2 separate regions of the Mus musculus genome follow, and region 2 is linked to region 1. The links are chromatin loops, found by intact Hi-C in ENCODE. Cell type or tissue: left cerebral cortex. All regions are shown on one strand. Links, peaks and the distances in the headings refer to the core of each region. The heading gives the core; the rest is flanking DNA. Region 1 holds the start of Ctnnal1 (catenin (cadherin associated protein), alpha-like 1). Region 2 overlaps Tmem245 (transmembrane protein 245).

Region 1 (8,331 bases), core at 150-8,149:
TATATTTGACCTGGGGGGGGGGGGGGAGGCCGGACAGTGGTGGTGCACGCCTTTAATCCCAGCACTTGGGTAGCAGAGGCAAGTGGATTTCTGAGTTTGAGGCCAGCCTGGTCTACAGAGTGAGTTCCAGGATAGCCAGAGATAGACAGAGAAAGCCTGTCTCAAAAAACAAAAACCAACAACAACAAAAAAAAGCACTGACTGCTCTTCCAGAGGTTCCAAGTTTGATTCCCAGCAACCACATGGTGGCTCCCAACCATTTGTACTGGGATCCGATGTCCTCTTCTGGTGTGTCTGAAGACAGTTACAGTGTACTCATATAAATATAATAAATAAATAAATCTTTAAAAAAAGAAATATTATAATATGCTTTCATATTAATCCTGGGTATGAGCATACGGGGCTGCTTCAGACTGTCCAAAGCAGCTGACTATGATTTGTCTCACGCTCTGTCAGGGGCATGGTTTTGTCAGCTGCAGAATAGTTTCTGCGGTTGTGTGATGTTTGGAATTCTGGGAACTTTTCAGAGGGTGTATAAATGCTAGGACCCCGAGAGTTGGTGGTTGTTCAGGGGAATTGGTTGTAGTTTGTTAGTAGTCATGCTCAAAGAAAGAAATGAGATTCAGATCTCTCTCTCTTCCGGACCCCCTTCCTTCCTTCCCTCCTATCTATTGATAGGGAGTGAAACCTAGGAAATAAAGGGTGGGAAAAAGAAGAACCCACAAAGTAGCAAAGGGAAGCAACAGAACAGACTTGCAGCTATGGCTCAGTCATTTTAATCATACATAGACTCTTTGGGGCTAAACATTCCACAATTAATTTAAACATCCTGTTAAAAGATTTTGGTAGTTTTTCATTTGGGAACTTCACAAGTAAAATGTTATTCATACTCGGATTCTATGTCTCAAATATTTGCAGGGGTTTCTCTGCACATATAGACAGGGGTTGAATTGCTAGGATAGTCATAGTATCAGCCTTTTTCTTAGACAGGGTCCCATTATGTCACTCAGGATGGCCTGTTACTTAATAATTCTTCTGCCTCAGCCTCATGTGTGCTGGGATTACAACCCTGTGCCATTATCCCATCCTCTAACTTCAGTTTTTCTTTTCTGAGTCAGGTTCTCAATGTGTAGCCTCTGTGGCTTGGAACTTGCTACATAGACCAGGCTGGTCTCCAAGTCTCACTGATCTGCCTGCCCCCAACTCCCAGTGCACTACATCTGGACTTAGGTAGGTAGAGTAAGCTCACACATCTTGCTTTACTTCTGACTGTTCTTGGTTCTTTGGTCTTTCATATACATTTTTAGAATTACTTTATCCAAATATTATCCCAAACTCTATGGAAAGTTTCATTGGAATTGCACTAAATTTACAAATCAATAGGAAAAGCTATGTCTTGAGTTTTCTATTGGTCTAGACATGAACATAGTACTTTTCTCTCAGTCTACTTTGACTTTCTCCATAATCTGATAGCTTTCTTTGCTATATACTCATGCAAATCCTTCTAGTAACCTCTTGTTTTAATATCTTACTATAACTGGTATTTTAATGTCTTTTAAAAATTAATGTAGACAAATGCAACCATTCATAGAATGTATATTCCATGAATGTACTATTTCTATATTGATAATTCTAACACAACGGGGCTCCTGATTTTTCTTTTTGTATCTCTGCACCTTTTGTTGATTCTTGTCTCATAGAAGGCCTGGGATTTCCAGCATCATTTCAACAGGTCTGTGATAGCAGGTACCAGTTCTTGTCTCTGCCTTTTAAAAATAAATGTATCTTTAAAGTTTATTGTTGCTATAATGTTTCCTGTAGATATCCTTATCAGCTAAGAAAGGCTTTTCCAGCAATATGTTATGTTCCCTTATCAGCTAACATGGGTTGTTCCAGCAATATTTTTAGAATGTGTGTGTGTTTGTGTGTGTATGTGCGCGCGTGCGTGTTATGTGTATACATTAGACAAGCACTCTTATCACTGATCTGCATCCCCAGCAAAGGACAGCATTTCCTACTTGTAGTTTACAAAATAATTTGTTATAATTAGAAGCTGAATGAAAATGAAGGTTCTTTCTGTATCTATTGCAGTGAAAGTATTTCATTTCTAATCTGTGAAGACAGAAAACTCTACAGATTTTCTGATGCTGACAAGGCCTTGTTTTTCTAGAATAAGACCTAAAAGTCAAGACTTTCACTGGGAAAATCGGCAGTGAATCAACACAAAAATAACAGCTATCTACCACACATTGGGTGATGCTAATCTTACTTGTTTACCCCAAACCTTGTCTCCTTCACAGTGTCCTCCCTGATTCAACATCTGAGCTCTAGGAGCATGCATTATTGATAAACTCATCGGATACTTTATACGTGCTTGCTATCCTGTACACACTCTACCTACCAGCTAAAATATATGCCCTTTAAAGAGCGGCAACTATAATAAATTCTTAATTCAAGTACTTAAAATATCCTTAGGGAGATGTGGAAATTAGTGGATAAGAATAACAGTGCTGTATCCTTAGAAGAGAAACTCTTTTTTTTGTTTGTTTGTTTTTTTTGTTTTGTTTTGTTTTTCGAGACAGGGTTTCTCTGTATAGCCCTGGCTGTCCTGGAACTCACTTTGTAGACCAGGCTGACCTCGAACTCAGAGATTCACCTGTCTCTGCTTCCCGAGTGCTGGGATTAAAGGCGTGCGCCACCACGCCCGGATAGAAGAGAAACTCTTGAGCATGTGAGTTTTCCAGAGGGCTGTCCCCACCCCACCCCGAGCCCCAAACTCAGAGGGGGAGAGAAGAGAATAAGAGGGTGAGAGGACGAGGAGGAGGAGGAGGAGGATGACGATGACGACGACGATGACAAGGAGGAGGACGTGGAGGAGGAGGAGGAGGAGGAGGAGGAGGAGGAAGAGAGAGATCCATGTGAGTCAGGCTGGCCCCAAACTCCACTTCCTGAGTGCAGAGTTTACATGAACTGCCATAGCTTATGTGATGCTGGGGGTCACATGTATAAAAACTGAGCTATGTCCCCAGCTCCAGTTTTAATATCTTAAACTCAGTGAAACTTTGAAATCAGTCTAAATTGTCTTTATGTACTTCCATACTTTGTCAGTCAAGCACCCTAACCATGCTTTATGCATCTCTTGATACTGTGAGGATGGTCTGTCGTTATGCACATCGGTCATGGAACTGTGGCACCGCCACAACTGTGGGACACAGAACCTCAACCGTGATGCTGAATAAGGCATCACGTACCAAACGGGGAAGGGCATTTTTCCCCTCCAGTTAATTTTTAGCAGCAAATTACACTTTTCCTCTTCTGCTCTCTTGCTTTAGAATAAAAAACACAGCTCCATAGTACTGGTAAAAACACAGCTCCATAGTACTGGTAACGTTTTAGCAATGATACTATACAAAGTTACTGTTTTTTCAGACTGCAGCTCTCTGGATAGTTTTTCTACACTGGAACTTTTTTTTTGTAACTACTCTGCCCTGCTCACATCACCTCCTCTTATCTCTAGAAGGGACATGGGGGTGGCTAAAAAGCAGACAGACTACTGGAGGCAAGCTACCTGGATTCAAACCCCTCTTGGGCATTTAAGAGTTGAAATTCCTAACATCAGGTTAGCTGATCTAACTAACGGTCCACTTCTTCATCTGCCTTCTGAGAGAAACAACCCCACACCTCACCTCAGGGGTGGCAAGAATTAAATGAGTTAGCACTGGCAAACTTCTAGTACTAAGGAGATGGGTAAAGCCTAATCCGCCTCTAGCCCATCACTCTCATCTCTCTCCATTCCTCGCCACTTATGGGGTGTGGTTGTTCTGGTGATGGGGAGTTCGGGGAAGTCTCCAGGGTGGAAGGAGATGTAAGTGCTAGAAAGGAAATGGCGGCTCTTCCATGCATGCATGCATTACTCAGGAAGACAGAAAGCCACAGAGTGCCAGGTATAGTCACCATTGCTCCATTAATCACAGGATGCAGGGAGGAAAATGGGGATATTTACTTCATTAGCATTAGAAGAATTTCAGAAGCATATAAAACTACAATTTTCAAATATTTTTGCGACCAGGCTGGAACAGACAGTATTTAAAAGTCTATGGAATAGTGACAACCTCCCTTTCATTAAACGTGTTTATGTAAGGCATTGGTGGACAGGAGTTGAGGTTGTTGTAAGAAATCATCTTTTAATTTGGAGTCGGATAAGATAATTTAAGATTCTTTCTACCTCTAAAATCTTGGTAATCCTGGCATGAGTCACCAAGGTGTTACAGGCTTAGTATGAGTCACACATCGCCAACGCACAGCCAAAGACAAAATTCCTCCCTTGGTGTTTGGCACAGTACCATAGCTGTAGATGAGGAATTCTAGCCCTCGGGTTATGTATACCTCAGCTCAGAGAGACAAACTTTTTTTTTTTAATTAAGCACATCCTAGCTGATTCTAGACTTCTTTTATAACTCAAAATATAATAATGCACTAATCCCAACTGAGACCTTGCAAAAGGTGTGCATCAATCAGGATTAAGCACTCCTTCCTGTCACTCTACAGAGTTCTAGCAGACAGAGGTGGTGGGCAGGCAAATGACAGGGAGAGACAGGACAGGTGGCCGGAGTGGGTGGGAGTTGGGCGAGCCCACACATGACCAAGGGAACAGGACAAAGGCCTTGGAGAACACGCTGGAGTAAGAGGCAAACTGGAATGCCTTAGTCTGCACCCAGCGCCTGGGTCTGGCCTGCGATGCGGACAGCGACAGCGGCGGCCGACTGAGCAGCGGCCGCCAGCTTGGCTCTGGAAGTCAGAGAACCCCATAGGGGTCCTACTGACCCGCGGCTGGGCCTCACTCGGAGCCACTGGGCCAGGCGGGTCCGGCTGCCTAGGCCGAACAACGCACCTGCTGGGCTCCAGCGCTTCCAGCGCTTCACCGCGAGCCCAGGAGTAGCCGCCCGGCTCTGGGCCCCCACGCGAGTCCCGCCGTGCCGCCGTCTTGCTCGCGCAATGCGGGACAGCGCCGCCTCCCGCCCCGCCAAGCCGGACCGAGGAAAGAGCGCCCGCCGCCATCGCGGGCAGCGCACACGGGGACCAGGGGCCGCGGTACCTGAGAAACCAGGGGCAGAAGAGTCTGTTCCACCGAGCGCGTCCTGATCTCCAGTCCCGAGTCGAAGGTGAAGCCAGCCGCGTTGGAGGAGTGGACAGCTCCCGCACCGCCACCGCCCGGGACTGGAGAAGCGGCCATGGCCCTCCACCGATAGCACAGCGCGCTATCCGCACCTCTGCCTGCCCGCCAACCAGCCTCCGGGTTGCCCGCCGCCTCGCCGCACCGAGGCCCCACCCCTACCCTTGTGCCACTACTTCGGCCCCGCCTCCATGCGACCCTGGGCCCGTATCCCCGCCCCCAGGCCTGTACCACCGCGCGGGCCCCGCCTTCGAGGCCACCCAACTCTAGCTAGTTCTGCCCAGCACCCTAGCCGAGCCCCCTCTACGTCCCGCCCACTGACCCATAGTCTGGCGCGTAGCAGTCCAGGATCATCAGCTCCGCCTCTAGGGTGGCACGCCCCACCAGCTCCGCCCTAATACCTGGGCGGCCCCACCCATCCACTGCCATAGTCCCACCCCGCGGACCCGCCCTCTGGCCGCCCCTGTGCCTCTTTCCTCAAGGGTGAGTTCCAAAGCCTAATTTTATCTAGAGCAGGCCACCCGAGAGCCTCCACAAGTTTATGTGGCCTCTTACCAGAAGACAACTGTCCCCAACAAAGCTTTCCACCAAATCCATTTGCCTCAAAAGTCAATTCTGATTTCCCGTAAATATTTCTACATGTTTTTATGGTGTTGAACCTCTGCCCTGGGACTGAGACATCAATTACACTTGTAACCATCTTTCTTTCAATGGCTTCCGAGGAAAGACAGTCCCATTTCGCCTCCACTTCTATGTTCTGATTGTATCTCTTACAGAGTTGAAACATTTGATAATATATTCACATATCTTGATACTCAGCAAGAAGGCAGTGTATCTTGCAGTTACCTTTAGAATTCACCTTCAAGAGAATCAAAAACAAAAGTTTGGGCTCTGGCTAAATAATACCTTTTAAAAACTTGTAACATTGTTTCTAATATTAGCCAAGAACTAGCAGCATGTTAACTGCTCCTTGAATGAAAAGATGTGTCTGACTGAAGTCACTTAAGGCTAAGAATCCATTCTCTCAGCCCAACCATGAGCTCACACAGAATCCCTGTGGTGAGAAGAGGTGCCAAAGCGCCTTTTCCTCCAGTTTCCAGGAACAAAGCCAAGGAAGGCATTCAGAAGCCTGTGTCTTAAGAAAGATTCTACACTGACCTTAGGAAGGACCCAGCGACTGACTAAGCAGCACAATAAAGCATTTTTGAAGGACCATAGCTGCTAATGAGCACACGTGGGGGCAAAAAGGAATCTGAGACTGGCTTTCTTCATCAAGTTAGGCTGATGGATTCGGCTTGCAGTGTTGGAAGGGAAGCTGAAGGACTCAGTTTCACCTGCCCAAGCAGCATGGGCATCTCCGGTAATGGTATAAAAGAGCTCCTGAATTCAACTCATCCTCCAATTCTTTTTTTCTTGTAAAGTGTGTCTACACGTGGGCATGTGTCCGTGAGGGCAGTGCCTGAAGGACAGAGGCATCAGATCTCCTGGAGCTGAATTAAGGGGGTTACCAGCCGTCCAACATAGGTGTTAGGAATTGAACTGGCTCCTTTAGAAGAACAGTATGCACCCTGAGCTGCAGAGCTTTCTCCAGGCTCCTTCTCCCAACACTTACCTTAACCCTCTCTCACGCCTGATCTACAAGGCTGCCTCCCACCAAACCACTGAGGACTTCTGCCTCAGCTATGGACTCTTCTGGCCTCTTTATGGTGTAAACACTTACTCTGCAGACAGCTTCCCTCATGTAAGATGACCCAATTTCATAAAAATACTGGCATCAGTATAGATAGTGGCACCAAAGGTAGGATACCCAGGGAAAGTCTGGACAAAGTTCAAATTCCTCAAAAAGAGGAGGCTAAGTTTATCACCGGTTTCATTCAACATTTGTAACTTTATTTCAAAATATAAATATTTTACATTTTACAAAGATCATCAACAAGTTGTGAAAGCAAATTAAAGCTAAGAAACGGCATTTGTGTAATAAAGAATATTTATTGTTTCATCTGAACACTATTTTTCCTTTCAAACCATCTCCTTCACCTGAGAATGCAGAGGCGATATATTTTCAGAGTTAAATAATTACAGCGGTATGTTCAATCTTAGTTTCACAATCAAACAGTATCTGGAGTACAATCCAAGTCCCTGAACAAGTGGCACTACAGGGACAAAATGTAGTAAGAGTTACACTTCTGGGTCACTCCAATACAAAAGAATTGGTTTTCACAATAAGCAAAAACAGTGTGAAGATCTGTTTCCATACCTTTTGTTGTATACATAAAGCTAGAAGGAAAGACCAGTATAAAGAACTTTGGACTTGGAGTCAGAGACTCTGTAACCAAGTTCTGGCTCTATCCTTTTAGGATGTAAACTTCGGAGAGAGGAGGGCAGGAGGGGGAAGAGACAGAATCAGCAACCAGTTTTTCAGGGCTCCTAGGACTCTGACCATACAGTCACTGCGATACTGCCTGGCTCACAGGGAGTCCTCAAAGGCGCCTGAAGATTATAAAGTGCCACACAGAAGCATTGCTAAGCTGCAGTATCAACATCACCAATACATTTCCATTAGTTAATTAATTCTTGGGTAACTTGCAAAATCAAACACAAATACTGACTTTGTGTGCCCCAGGTGGGAAAGAAACTCCTTGCAAGGACAGCTCTGGGCAGCTAAGTCTTTCTGGTAGCTCATTGCACCGCTGGGGCTTGTTACCAATGCCATCGCAGCACCATAACAAACTCACTGCCAGTATTTTCACTGGAAATCGTCTTCTAGAAGACCTGTAAACTTGACCAAAAACTGGTTGAGATGCTCAGAGAAATGGGGGCGAGGACAGGAGAACAATATCAAGTGCAACAGTCTGTCCCCTCCTAAGATCAAAATGTGTCATGGCATAATAGAAACTCAGACAGCCCAGGGAAAGGAAATAAGTTAGCATTCCTCAATTTTAATTGACCATGGAATCTCCCCTCCCACGGCAGCTTTTCTCTTACAACTCTATTAACTGTGCATACAAGTGCTATAGGGAACTTTCCACTTTTCTCTTTTTTTATTTATGTGTGACAAAAGTGACTGAGCCGTGAGGAAGACAGGAGGAGCAGAAGGCAGGCTGATGGAGAGGACCTGTTCCATCTGAATTCGGTTGCTAACTGGCTGCTGCGTAAGC
Region 2 (8,331 bases), core at 153-8,152, 76 kb after region 1:
CAGGCTGAGCAAGTCATGAAGAACAAGCTAGTCCTTTATGGCCTCTGGATCAGCTTCAGTCCTGAGCTGACCTCGCTGCAATGAGTGTGACCTTTGACTTGAGAGTTAGAAGAGGAAATAAACCCTTCCCCCCCCCCCCCCAAGCCACTTTTGTCATGGTATTTATCACAGCAGTACAGACAGCTATCCTTCCAAAACACTAAGAACGCACTCATAAAAGACTGTCTTACCAGCCGACTCCTTCTCATTCTGTTTTTCATAAAGGGTGCCCACAGACATCAGGAAAACAATAACCAGGAATACTGGAATTCTCCATGAGCCAGCCAGTGATGCTGAAAAGTAGTAAGAAGTCATGTTTTCAGTTAATAGAACAATTTGATATACAGGAAAATTAAGAGATTATTTCACAGGGAAAAACATTGTTAAAAGGCCCTCATACAGGTAGACTCTAACGAAAGAACAATTTCACCCTTGCTCTCAAAGGATGAAGGCATGTGCCAACCTACCCTTAAGAGGTCAATCTCCAGGCCATCATATGCACCCCCACATACCCACAGGTTTCACATTACCCCAAACTCAAGTTCACCCCTATGCAGCACCTGACACCACGACAAACAAAGTCGTAGACACAAACCCTGAAGTCAGGGAACCAGCCTGTTTCTCTGAAATATCACTAGGTTAGAACTCGAGTTTCAAAAAGGACCCAACAGGCCCCAAAACTGTATCCAGAACTCCCACAGTACACAGCTAAGTCCCCAAGCACCCGCCTTCCCTGAGTCCTCTTCTGCCTTCTGCAAATATAACCTGAGTGACTGACATACATCATCAGGAGACCTTGCAGATAAACCTCATCGTTCCAACTCCATAAACCTGCAGACAGTACCTCTCAAAGCCAGACCCTGAGCAAGACATTTACAGACAGCTGGGCTTGGCTGCTGCTTCCTTTGGGGAGAGGGGGAACACAATTTATAAAAACGACTCTAAAAACAACTTTAGGTTATCTGCTGCTCTAAGTTGCTCAACTATTTTCTTTTTAAAGTAGAACTTAGTAGTTCTATCAACTCAGTCTTACAAGTCTTGCCCAGTCATGTGAGTCATGCTGAAAAGCCATTCAAGAGCATGCAGCAGCAGCACTCTGGCCCCAGCTAACAGTGAGCTGCCCCACCGAGCAGGAAACTCATGACTGAGCAGCCTTGGCGTGCACCGTCTCTGCTAAGCCATCAACGGTCTTCCCGCTGCTCCCTGAAGCTCTGGCATCTCTCCCTCGTGACACACAAGTGCTTAAGCCACTCTTTCACAGGATGAACACCTCTTAGGAAGAGGTTTTTGTATTTCATACACTCTTCTTGTCTAACCTCCTCCCCCATTCCTACCCCAAGACCTCCTTCTTACCCAGACCCAAACTCAACAAGGCCCAAGCCTCTCATCATCCTTGGGTGCTTTTCCATCTCCTCCCCAAGCTTGCCACAAGCAAAGTGAGCTAGAAGGTTACCCACTGCACACTTACTGTCAAGAACTTAGTAAAGAATGCATAGGGAACTTAAAGATCAACATCTGAAAGCAGAGTATCTTGGATGAAGATTAGCGAAAGCTCAAATCGCAACAGTTTCTACAGAATATGTTAAAGCATCTCTAGTGCAACATACAAAGACCCACATCCACTGATCAGCCTCTTAAACTACAGTTACTGGGCGGCTGTTTTGAAGAAGAAGAAAGGACTCACCTATATGAAAAAGCAGTATCATCCACACAGGAATCGAAACTGCTCTCAAATACCGTTGAGTGCTTGCATTCCACTTGAATGAAACCATCAGCACGTAGCCAACTACCAATGTCCAGATCTTAAATAAATAAGACAGAGTTGTAACATATATACAACAAAGAGCATATGTTACACAATATCTGCAGCATCTGTATAGTGTAAGTATTCCGGACACGGCACAGACAGGATGCTATGGGTGGCCTGCCTGGGTCTTCCTTTTTCATTTAGTTATGTTTAAATAGGCATTTGAAACCCAGGCAGTGATACTTATATACTTAATAAAGTACATTGTTTTAAGACATACAAAAGTTCAAAATCCATTTAACTTTTAAAAAAAAAAAAATAGATCTTTATTTTTACCAGAAACACTCATACAATTTTTGGTTTGGGAACTGTTCTAATTCCCCCATTTAACTAGTTTTTTTAAAAATAAAAGTTATATGTAAGTACCATATTTAAATTACAGTTGATCTTGTAGAATTCCTAGAAGTTTCTGTTGACTAATATGAAGGTAGGGACCCTAAAAAAGAAAAAGGCTAAAAAGAGCCCATACTTTAGCCTATAAAATGTAAGTAGGAAAGTAGTTATTTTGAAAACAAAGAAGAGCTAGCTAAAGTATAAGCCAGTTGATAATCTAAGTGACAGATGTTGAGACCCTAACCTACAGTCATATGCACCAGTTAAAAAGGGTATCTGAAAAAAAATATTACAAGAAGAAACAGCAAAAGTTGAAAAGAGAACCAGCCATGGTTCCTCCTCCATTTCCCAACCCTACAGCTGAAGGATTATCACTAACGATTATCACTACAGATAAACGATCATCACAAGCTGCCAAGGCCCCTACATCCACATAACTCTTTCTTCACGAGAACACTAACAAATAACAATTTGTATTTGTGTGTATGGGTATATTTAGCCTCCACATATGTCCGTGTACCAAGTGCGTGCCTGGTTCCCTCAGAAGCCAGAAGAGGACACTGGAGCACCCCGTGTCAAGGTTGTGACAGTTGTGACCTACCACGTGGGTGCTGGTGATCAAACCCCAGTCCTCTGCAGGTGCAACCAGTGCTCTTAACTACTGAGCCATCACTGCAGCCCTAGTAAAGGAGAAACAAGTGGTGCTAGGGGGAAAAAAAAAGGTAGAGTCTGAAATAGAGTCCTTTTCATAATGAAGATACAATCGATTTCAGTAATTACAAAGTGGTAAAATAGTGACCCTGAGGGAAGGGCTGGACTTCTCCCTATGCCACACAGATCCTGTTGGTCACTCAACAGCCAGACTAGAACCCAGCTTCTAAACCTATGGGCTGTGACATAGGTATAAAGGAATGTGAAGGTCATGAAAATTGTCTGTCAGTAGTATAGGTTCTGAACATGCAACAATGAAAATGTAATCCAAAATCATATACGTAGAAGTCGGAGGTGCTTCCTGCAGTGGAGTCACGTGATTTCACTAAAGCCTTGGTTCTGACCTAAAGGGCCCCCTTTGCACTCACAGCTCTTACACAAAGCCTCTTCCTGCTATGGAAGAAGAACATTTTAGGAATTTCCTCAGCATTCCACAGCATGTGGGGTACCAACTATTCTATCTGCATGCACTCTTAGAATTGTTGATTTTTGAAACTATTTGAAGTGCTGACCAATTTCTTTTTTTGTTGTTTGTTTGTTTAGTTTGGTTTGTTTCCGGGGCAGGGTTTCTCTGTGTAGCCCTGGCTGACCTGGAACTTACTCTGTAGACCATACTGGTCTTGAACTCAGAAATCTGCCTGCCTCTGACTCTCAAGAGCTGGGATTAAAGGCATCCGCCACCACTGCCTGGCACTGACCAATTTCTTAAAAAAAAAAGTACAAAATCCTCAGGTGCTTTTCGACTCGAGCCTATGAGAAAATTTCCAGCAGTTTTTGAAATGGCACTAAAAATAGCCTTGCCATTCTGCACTATGTACCTACTTAAGCAAAGCAACACTCTCAGCACTGATTATAAAAATCAAACTAGCAATGAACTCTGAAGAATACTGAAGATGCTGTGCCTACAGGATTAAACACTCACCCAAGCACACTTATCTCATTAGCACACAAATCTGCTTTAATCTGAAGATATGGCTCAGTGGTTAAGAGCACTGGCTGCTCTTCCAGAGGATCTGGGTTCTAATCCCAGCACCCACATAGGGGCTCAAAATTATCTGTAACTCCAGTTCTAGGGGATCTAACACCCTCTTCTATCTCTACAAACACTGCACACATGTGGTACGCAGACATACATACAGGCAAAACATTCATACATATAAAGTAAAAAATAAAATTAAATACAGTTATGATTTATTAACAGTAAATGTTTGATTATAAACCTGTCTTATATAGCTACATAACTAAGGTCATACGAAATTTTCTTAGGTAAATAGGAGTCCTAAGTGAAAAAAATTTACAAAACTCTGGCAAAGTACTAGCAAAGCCCACAGGTTACACAAAACTGAGACAGAATGATCAGAGGCAAGCTGCCCACCTACAGACCTAAGGTAACCAACCCACGGCCAGGACGCTGTGCTGATTCAAGGAAGATTGTTACATTTAATGCCAAGATGGGCAAAGCTGTGCCTTCAGGTCCAAAACCCGAATGTACAAACAGGGACTGGAGAGAGCACCTAACTCCAGCAGTCAATGTAGAATGTCTGTTTATAAAAATGCAACTAGACACCAACAAACTGTAAGCAATAAAATTCAGGCTAAAAAAGCAAAGGAACACTGTCCCATGATACAGCCATGACTAGGTGGGCGGACTCTAGCTTATGAAGAAGTAGAGAGCAGCAGCAGCCTGTGATAGCTGTTCTCAGACGCTGGACGCCGAAAGGTGGCCATCACTGCTGCGATAGAACACAGTGACTACAGGCAGCGGGGGGAGAAAGGGTTTGTTTTGCTTTCAATTCCACATCGGAGTCTATCATGGAAAGGAGTCCAGGCAGGAGCTCAAGTCAGGAACCTGGAGACAGGAACTGAAGCCTCGAAGGAAGGCTACTTACTGGCTTGCTCAGTTTGCTTTCTTATATACCCTAGGACCACCTGTCTAAGGGTGGCAACAGCCACAGTAGGATGGGCCCTCTCACATCATATAAAGAAAATGTCTACAGACTTTGTCTACAGGCAGTCGGATAGAGGCACTTTCTTGGTTCCCTTATCTTCCCAGATAACTCGAGCTTGTCAAGTTGACTAACAAAAGAGCCAGGAGAGTGGGGGAGACAAGCACCTGGGAAGAGGCGAGTAGCTTAGTTTTCTGGAGTTCTGATGCCGACATAGTGGAAATTATGAATTAGCATATTTCACTACAATGAGTATAAATGTTTCCAGCAACTAATAGCTGTCTAAAAACAGAGTAAGTTTCTATCTACCTCCTTATGTGTATCCAGACAAATTCTGAGAAGCTGTTATCTCTACTCACAAGGAAACCTGTGTTGCTAAGAAATAAATTATATACCTCAGATTTTTTAAGAGAAATTTTGATCTGAAGAAAACTGTTATTTTTATCCAGTAAACATGAAGCTCACAGATAACCTTCCTTCAGGTTAAAGCAATCAGCTCCTCCATAGCCCCCTAATTCCACCTTCAGGACTGTGCTACATGAACACTACGGTGTGCAGATAAATACAGAGTATTCAGTTGCCGTTTACAATACAGCTTCAAAAATGCAAATGTATTCAGAACCGGAGGAGTGTGGCGACTATATTCAGGAGCACAGTGTAAATTTATGCATATAAAGTATAATGGTAAAAATATACTCAACAATAAAAACAATGAAAGTCACCATCTGCAGGCAGCTGGAGCTCAGGGGTGCCACATGCTTACACACTGTGGGATGCTCCTTCCCAAGTAGGAAAGAAATGGGGTTCCCTTTAAGATGTCCTTCCTTGGGCCTTACAAAGTTTTACAACCATTTACATGTAGTTCTTCAGAGAGACTCACAGAAATACTACTGTTTGTTCAAAAGACAGAGCCATTTACAAACACTTGGCTTTTTGGGTAATTTAATTACCAATAGTTAAAAGTGTTTATCTCTGAATTTGTTGGAATACACAAAGATTTGTCATAAACATTTTCTAAAAGACATTTTGGACAAAAGAATTCATTCCATAACAAGATGAAAAAGAAAAACTGTAGCTGCAAGCCATAACAGCAAAGGGTCTACAGGAGGCCAGGAACTGCCTGATGAGAGCAGTGTATATGGGACTCCATGTTTTAATATACATTATTGTGACACAGGATATGTATGATAGGGAAAACTTTCTGTAGTATAGTGGTTATCATATATATATATATATATATATATTATATATATATGTATATGTATATGTATATATATACACACACATATATAATTACTTTTACCATATAAATTTCTATGCTGCTTAAACTGTTCTTTACATAACAAGTATGGTAAGCTTTTCTAAAACAATGAGAAGTACTTATACTTGCTTTGTGATCACGTGTCATGCATGTCTCTGCTTTGTTTGGAAGGGAAGGGGATTAAACTCAGCAGAGACCCTCTCACCGAGCTGGCTTTCCAACCCTTAAGAGTGTTGCTTTGTCTGGATACAGGACCTCACTGTGAACTGTCCTCAAGGTCACAATCCTCTGTCCTGGTCTCCCAAGCACTAGGTTTACAGAGCCACCATGACCAAGAACAGGGTTTTCCTCCCTAGCCCAGACATTCAGCCTCATGAGCACACCTGCTTGTGTGGGAATTTAAATCTCTGAACCACAGCTGACCTGAAGGCTTCCTAACATTTATCCTCTCTTAAACATGCTGTGCTCTCTCCAAAATACATAATCCAACCATCTTTTAGCACCCGTGTGCTAGACATTACATAAGATGGCATAAAACTTGGCAGCATTCAGTTAGCTCTCCAAGTAAGGCACTCATATTTTCCTTTCAGGAGACACAATCACACATGACATACTTCTCAGTGAAATGGCACAGTGAGGTGCTCAGTGTGTTAAAGTGCATGTGTGCATGCAGGCACACCTACTCATGTGAGACAAAGGCTGACTTTGAGATGTCTTCCTTACTCATGTCTCCATCTTTTTTCTTCCTTTCTTTCTTTTTCCCCCTTCTCCTTTTCTGAGGCAAGTCTCTCAACCTGGAGCTCACCATTTTGCCTGGACTGGCTGGAAAGCAAGCCACCAGGATCCACCAGTCTCCATCACCACTCCACGGCTTCTATTGGATTCTAAGGATTCAAACTCAGACTCTCAAGCACTTTACCGGCTGAGCCATCTCCCGGGCCCCACTTCCTAAGTCTCTCTCAGACAGAAGAAACAAGCCGTCTCCAATCACTGCTAGAGCAGCAACTACTCCAAGTACTTCATTCTCCTTTAAGACAGCTATTCTGAAAACTGTTCTCTTGGTCATCTGGTCCTTCAGAGTCAGGAGTTTTTATAGCTAAGTCTCTAGTTGTGAAAGAACTTCCTCTCAGCTGCTGTCAGGTAAGCAGCAACAAACCTCTCAAGGTTTCCAAGTGGAAGGGTGTAGCCCTCCCTGAGAGGCTGGCTGGCCAGGGTGCACTTCCTAAGAGGCTCTTGTGGCCCTGAACTAAGCTCAAGGGGACTTAGACATCATTCAAGCCAGCCCTTCAATTTGCACAGCAAGGGAGCTGAGGGGCCCAGAGTGAGGCCTTGGTCACAGGTCACAAAGCAAGTTACTGCCACAGCGAAGTTTCTAAGTCAAGGAAGGTCCTCTGATCCTTCAGCCCTCAATGTTTCCAACACTACTTCTTCATAAAGAAAGAGACAGGAGGCAGGGCCACGGAGAAAACAAACCTGCTGCTGCAAAAACTAGAAATGGTCTTTTTCCCCTGAACAAGTCTAAACAAAAGGAAAGAGGGGATCAAAATATTCCTGGCAGAGAAAAGGGCTGAAGCAGGGGACACTAGTAACTTTTCACACTTATCTTGCACAATTGTACATCACAGGGAAAGTTACCCGGGAAATCCGAGCATGGGACATCAGAAGACATTTTTCTTAGTGATTCTGAAATCACTAGGTGAAGACAATATTCCAACACACCCGAAACTGTGGAAAAAGAACTGCTGGTACCATGAAGGATTAGCGTTTCACCTGGAACCAGGGCGCAGTGTTGGGAGGGAACCAGGGTAAAGAAAAGAGCTTAAGTGAGGCGTACAGGAAGAAGACATGAGGACAGACTGCTAACAAACCAAAGTGAACAGAGGCACCAAAAGCAAGCAGAAACGCCAGGACCTGGAAACCTGCACAGACGGCAGGAGAATCAGAGACAGCATGAGCTACTAAGAGTCCAGGGCAACAGCTGGGATTAGTCCAATTTTTGTGTTCACTGGACTTTTCCTTTTAACTGAAATCAGTTTTGTTTTTCCTCCTAAGTTGAAGATTTAAACACATGTGCTTGGAGAAAGGTTCTTTGCCCTTCCTGAAGGGCACCAGGAGTTCTGACTGCCAGCAGATCTTTGCCTGCCAGCAACAGGTTCAGAATATGACCTGACTGCTCTCTAGTTTTTCAGATCTGACGTCTCTTCCTCCTGCTGGACAGGACTGATAGATACCAC

The links. Hi-C counts contacts between places; a loop is a spot of excess contacts. Peaks named below come from ENCODE experiments on the same cell type or tissue, not always from the same donor. Only the 100,000 strongest peaks of a DNase experiment are listed, where the experiment ranks them.
Region 2: it touches region 1 in a loop (2.2-fold over the local background); 2 of 42 quality-filtered maps call a loop at or near these places.

What each region holds. Positions count from the first base shown.
Region 1 is chr4:56,859,882-56,868,212 of GRCm38, forward strand. It overlaps Ctnnal1 (catenin (cadherin associated protein), alpha-like 1), which reads right to left and starts at 5,330. Exons shown (of 19, transcript NM_018761.3): 1 at 5,096-5,330. The coding sequence starts at 5,233. In left cerebral cortex, for the core only: a CTCF peak has its summit at 5,020; DNase peaks (open chromatin) are centred at 3,900, 4,304, 4,612, 5,437 and 1 more place; H3K4me3 peaks cover 2,412 bases; H3K27ac peaks cover 2,068 bases.
Region 2 is chr4:56,936,139-56,944,469 of GRCm38, forward strand. Tmem245 (transmembrane protein 245) reads right to left here. Exons shown (of 18, transcript NM_001369260.1): 2 at 1,724-1,841; 3 at 231-332. Among named protein-coding and RNA genes, the nearest start is that of Tmem245, 7.1 kb to the right of the region's middle. In left cerebral cortex, for the core only: no CTCF peak of the experiment used is centred there; DNase peaks (open chromatin) are centred at 4,536, 5,540 and 6,667; H3K27ac peaks cover 1,765 bases.